Regions from separate parts of the Homo sapiens genome. Here region 2 is linked to region 1. A link is an interaction called in ENCODE POLR2A ChIA-PET data of the cell type or tissue named here. Cell type or tissue: A673. All regions are shown on one strand.

What was found. ChIA-PET counts read pairs that join two places held together with the same protein. Peaks named below come from ENCODE experiments on the same cell type or tissue, not always from the same donor. Only the 100,000 strongest peaks of a DNase experiment are listed, where the experiment ranks them.
Region 2: POLR2A ChIA-PET joins it to region 1 with 9 read pairs; 1 of 35 experiments calls an interaction of 5 or more read pairs at or near these places.

The regions. Positions count from the first base shown.
Region 1 is chr12:44,771,518-44,774,017 of GRCh38, reverse strand. All of the region lies in intron 9 of NELL2 (neural EGFL like 2), which reads left to right. Among named protein-coding and RNA genes, the nearest start is that of NELL2, 100 kb to the left of the region's middle. In A673, no CTCF peak of the experiment used is centred here; no DNase peak of the experiment used is centred here; H3K27ac peaks cover 1,245 bases.
Region 2 is chr12:43,675,365-43,677,864 of GRCh38, reverse strand. No RefSeq gene overlaps it. Among named protein-coding and RNA genes, the nearest start is that of PUS7L, 82 kb to the left of the region's middle. In A673, a CTCF peak has its summit at 1,433 (motif pointing right); a DNase peak (open chromatin) is centred at 1,474.

The DNA.
Region 1 (2,500 bases):
AAAACTGAGTTGTTTTAAAGTTTGTGGAATATATAGAGCTCTGTAAATGCAAGTGTATTTATATGTATACTCTCAAAAAGACAAAGTAGGGAGAAGTGGCGGCGGGGTGGAGAGAAAGACAGTAGCAATGTGCTACTGCTGGTGAGGGTGACAAGCTATCAGAGAAAAATCAAGAAGTTGCTTCATAGTCCGTTGATTTAATTCCCTCAGGAAGGCATTTATATTTAATTCTATTAGGCTTTACATTGAAGCCAGTCCGTCTCATAAGACTGTATTAGCCTAGTCAAGTCGATTCAGTGGAACTAGGAAGGATTGAATACAATTTTTCTTACATGTCACTAGCTAATTTCCTTGGTGAGAAATAATCTGCATTTTTCTAGGACTTCTCTTAATAAAAGGAGGCTTGTGGCAATATATAGTTTTGTTTGTAGGTGGTTAGAAAGAGGAAGGAAGAAGGACCATATATACATATATGGCTTCATATTCATAATACAATAGCAAGGAATCATACTTTTTGCCTTAACTTCTTTTTTTTTTTTCTTGAGACGGAGCCTCGCTCTGTCGCCCAGGCTGGAGTGCAGTGGCGTGATTTCCGCTCACTGCAAGCTCCGCCTTCCAGGTTCACGCCATTCTCCTGCCGCAGCCTCCTGAGTAGTCGGGACTACAGGTGCCTGCCACTACGCCGGGCTAATTTTTTTGTATTTTTAGTAGAGACGGGATTTCACCCTGTTAGCCAGGATGGTCTCGATCTCCTGACCTCGTGATCCGCCCGCCTCAGCCTCCCAAAGTGCTGGGATTACAGGCGTGAGCCACCGTGCCCTGCCCTGCTTTAACTTCTTTTATCTTTCTTTACATCCATAATTTTATGTTGTTATTCATGGATATGACAGATTTGCATTAAGTGATGTCAGTGTTATTAGATACAGGTTGATTGAAATAACGGGCCATTGTGAGAGATTCGTCAGAAGTGAATTTCAATTCTCATCTTACCATTTGCCTGTGTTACCAAGAGTAAACTGCAGACTAAATCGGACTAATGCTTGAATTCTTCCCAATAAACATGCGGTTAGACATAATGAAATGATAAAATGTTTTGAGATTCATTAATGAAGAGTGTTTCAGGCAGTCTTTGGTGTTAATGATTGAAAACCAACTGTTTGCTTCATATAGAAAATAGTTAAAGCTGGAAGTGAGTGATCAGTGAGCAGACCACAACATAATGAAAAAAAAAAGCCATAGGCCCTCATTAGATATGGCTAAAAAATAATAAGTATTAAGCGACTTTATCTTTCTGTTCACATTTAATGATATATAAGTACCATGGAATAGAGAGGAATAGAGAGGGTTCATGCTTATGTTTGCTTGTTATTTCAAAGATTTGAAATTTTAGTTTTAATGAATTTAACATTTTACTAGAGCTAGCAAGACATTTCAGTAAACAGCCATAGATATTTCCCCTTAGGGAAATAAGCATTTAGTTCATATGGTGAATATTCTTAGCGGTTCTTTTTGGGAATGAGTCTCTGCAAAGCACAATTTAAAAATAAGTCACTGACAATATCCAGAAAATGTGCTTCTGAAAAGTCTTGTAGAAGACAAATAACACTTAAAATAAATGTAATAGTAATCCTTTGACTGACTGACTTAAATAGTACAGATTTTCATATGTATTTAAAAAAAGTGGGAGAAACCAATAGTTACACATGTCTATGATGTCTTGTATGTGTGTTTGTGCGTGTGTGTGTGTATCACCATTGCATGTGAGGAGAAACAGTCTTATTTTCCTATGTTAATTCCACAGTAGTGTCACTGTTATAATTTATGAAAATCTAATTTTAGTGGAGTAGAAGTAAATTCCTATGTTTTTTACTCTTTTAAATATAAATATAAGCCCTCTTCTTAGACCCTACATTGATCCTATCTTTGAAACGCTTCTGCTCAACTGCCTTTTTAATGACAAAACCTGATAAAATAGATTATTATTGAAAACAGCTTAAAGAGATTAATAGCTTACTGTTTCTAAAGCCCTTGGAAGGTAAAGCGTATAACCTAACTGCTGAATGTGACTCTGCCAAGATTGAAATGAACGAAACACGTGCATGTGGCCAGTCACTTTTTGGTGCTCTTCCTTTAATGCTTTCAGGCTTGCTTCATCGGAGTTGTTTGCGCATTTCTGGGCAGTCCTATTTTGCAGCTTCCTTTATACTTTCCCTCGGTAACTTCAACTCCAGCTCGTTATCTGAATATAAATACTGATGAATAGCAAGATGGTTGTTGTTCTGGGAAAGAAGTCAGAAGAAACCAAGCCTTTTCTTTAGTTGAATCTACATAAACAAAGCATTGGGAGGAGGGGCTTAATTTCCTGCCTGGACCATTAAAATAGTGTGCTGGAGTTAAACAGAGAGGATAAAATCCAAAGGCAGGAATGCCAAGGCCAAATCGTTAAAGCCATAGTAATTACAGCCATAATGAAGCCATATTTCTCCTATAGGTTACAAGA
Region 2 (2,500 bases), 1.1 Mb after region 1:
GTATATAGGCCATTTATGCTCAAGGTTAGTATTGATATGTGAGGTTTTTTTTTTCTCCTGGTCATAGTTTTGTTAGCTAGTTGCTTTGGGGTCTAAACTGTGTAATTACTTTATGGGATCTGTGGACTTTCTACTTATGTGTGCCTTTATTATGGCAAGTATCACCTTTTCATTTCCATGTTTAGGACTCCATTGACCATTTCTTGTAGGACCTGTCTAGTGGTGAGAAATCCCTTAGCATTTGTTCTTTTGGGAAATACTTCATTTCTTCTTCATTTATGAATCTTAGTTTGTCAGGATATAAAATTCTTGACTAGCAATTTTTTCTCTTTTAAGAGCTTAAAGATAGGCCACCAATCTTTTCTGATTTGTAAGGTTTGTGCTGAAAAGCCTGCTGTTAGTCTGATGGGATTTCCTTTGTAAGTGATTTGATGCTTCTGTCTAGCTGCCTTTAAGATTTGCTTTTTCATGTTGACCTTGGATAGTCTAATGACTACATGGCTTTATGATATTCATCATGTAGAGTATCTTGCAGATATTCTTCGCATTTCTTAAATCTGGATGTCTACATCTGTAGCCAGATCAGGGAAATTTTCCTGAATTATTCCCTCAAATATGTTTTCCAAACCTCTTTTTCTTCTTTTCCCTCAGGAATGCCTAAAAGTTGTAAGTTTGATCACTTTACAAAATCCCATATTTCTCAAAGTCTTTGTTCACTTTTAAATATTGTGTTTTCTTTATTTTTGTCTAACTGTGTTAATTTGAAAGACAGATGTTGAAACTCTGATATTCTTTCTTCTGCTTGGTGTAGTCTTGTTAAAACTTTCAATTGTATTGTGAAATTCCTTCAGTGTATTTTATATTTCCAGAAGTTCTGTTTTTCAGTCAAACATAACTGTTTGTTTTCAATAAAACGGAACTCCTGATCTGTTTTTATGCCTTTTTGTGTTATTTTTCAACTTTCACTTAGATCTCACTGAACTTGCTTACAACCCATACCTTAAATTATTTATCTGTCGTTTCAAAGTTTTCATTTTGGTTAGGACCCATTGCTAGAGAGCTGGTGTGGTCTTTTGGGGGTATCACAGCATTTTGTTTCTTCATGGTGCTGGAGTTCTTGTGCTGGTTGCTTCTTATCTGTAGAAACTGTCACTTTTTACATTTGAATTTACTTTCATTTGGGTGAGTTTTTTTCTTCTCTCCTTGAGAGTGTGACTGTTGCCTATGCTGGCTTTTTTTTTAATGTAGTTTCATGTGGCCAAATCTCTGTTTGAATTAGTTGGTTATAGATAGTGTAGTGGTTTTCTCTAATGCTAGTTGTTTGTAGGTTGTAGTAGCAGTGTGCTGTATGTGTGATCAGGTTCACTGTTTCCAATAAAGATAGAGAGAGCCATATTTTGTTCTCCAGCACCTCTGTCAGCAGGAATTACATTGGGTTGGGCAGTTCACCATGCATGCCAGTAGGTGGTGCTTGTGAGTGACAACTGGCTGTCGTACACGTACACTAATGTCAGAAGTTGTGATGGACAGTACGGTTTGACCTCCCAGCCAATAGATGGTGCTTGTAGGCAAGATGAAGTTACAGTGATGGTAATGGCTTTTTTTTTTTTTTTTTTTTTTTTTTTGAGGCAGAGTCTTGCTCTGTCACCCAGGCTGGAGTGCAGTGGTGTGATCTCGGCTCGCTGCAACCTCAACCTCTGCCTCCTGGGTTCAAGCAATTCTCCTGCCTCATCTTCCAGAGTAGCTGGGATTACAGGCACCTACCAACATGCCTGGCTAATTTTTGTATTTTTGGTAGAGATGGAGTTTCACCATATTGGTCAGGCTGGTCTTGAACTTCTGACCTCAGGTGATCCACTCACCTTGGCCTCCCAAAGTGCTGGGATTACAGGCGTGAGCCACTGTGCCCAACTGGTAGTGGAATTTGTATTTGGCCTTTGTTGATAGGGGAAGTACTGGGGTGTCCCTGGCGATGGGTGGGGTGTGTGGCTCTCAGGGGTCACTCCCCACACTGCTGCCAAGGCAGCTAGAGGCAGCAAAGCTGGACACTGCTGGGTCAGGCTGGTTCAGGCTCTCTAGGGCAGGTACAGGTGCTGACCTTGGTGAAGTTCTGGGGCAGCTCTCAGGCCACTGGGACAACCGTCCAGGGAAGGGCAGAGGCATCTCTCCTGTGCCACAGAGCCAGCTCAGAGGAAGAGGGGTGGCCTGGGGTTTTCAGCGCAGTAGGGAGCTGTGGGGCCTGCTCAGCTCCCACACCCTGATCTGGTGGGTCTTCCTCCTCTCAGTGTCTGGCTCTGGCAACAGGCCCAACCAGTTAGGCTACTTCCAAGTCATCTATGCCCAGATCACTGAGCCATTCCAGGCATTCCAGAGTATAAAATTCCCTGTGGCAGAAAGTAAGGCTATCAGGCCAGACACATTCCAGGTCCTGTGAAAGGAGGGGTGCCCAACTCCTGCGTCATGACATGGACCTGCACTAAACTCTTCTCTGTGTTCTGAC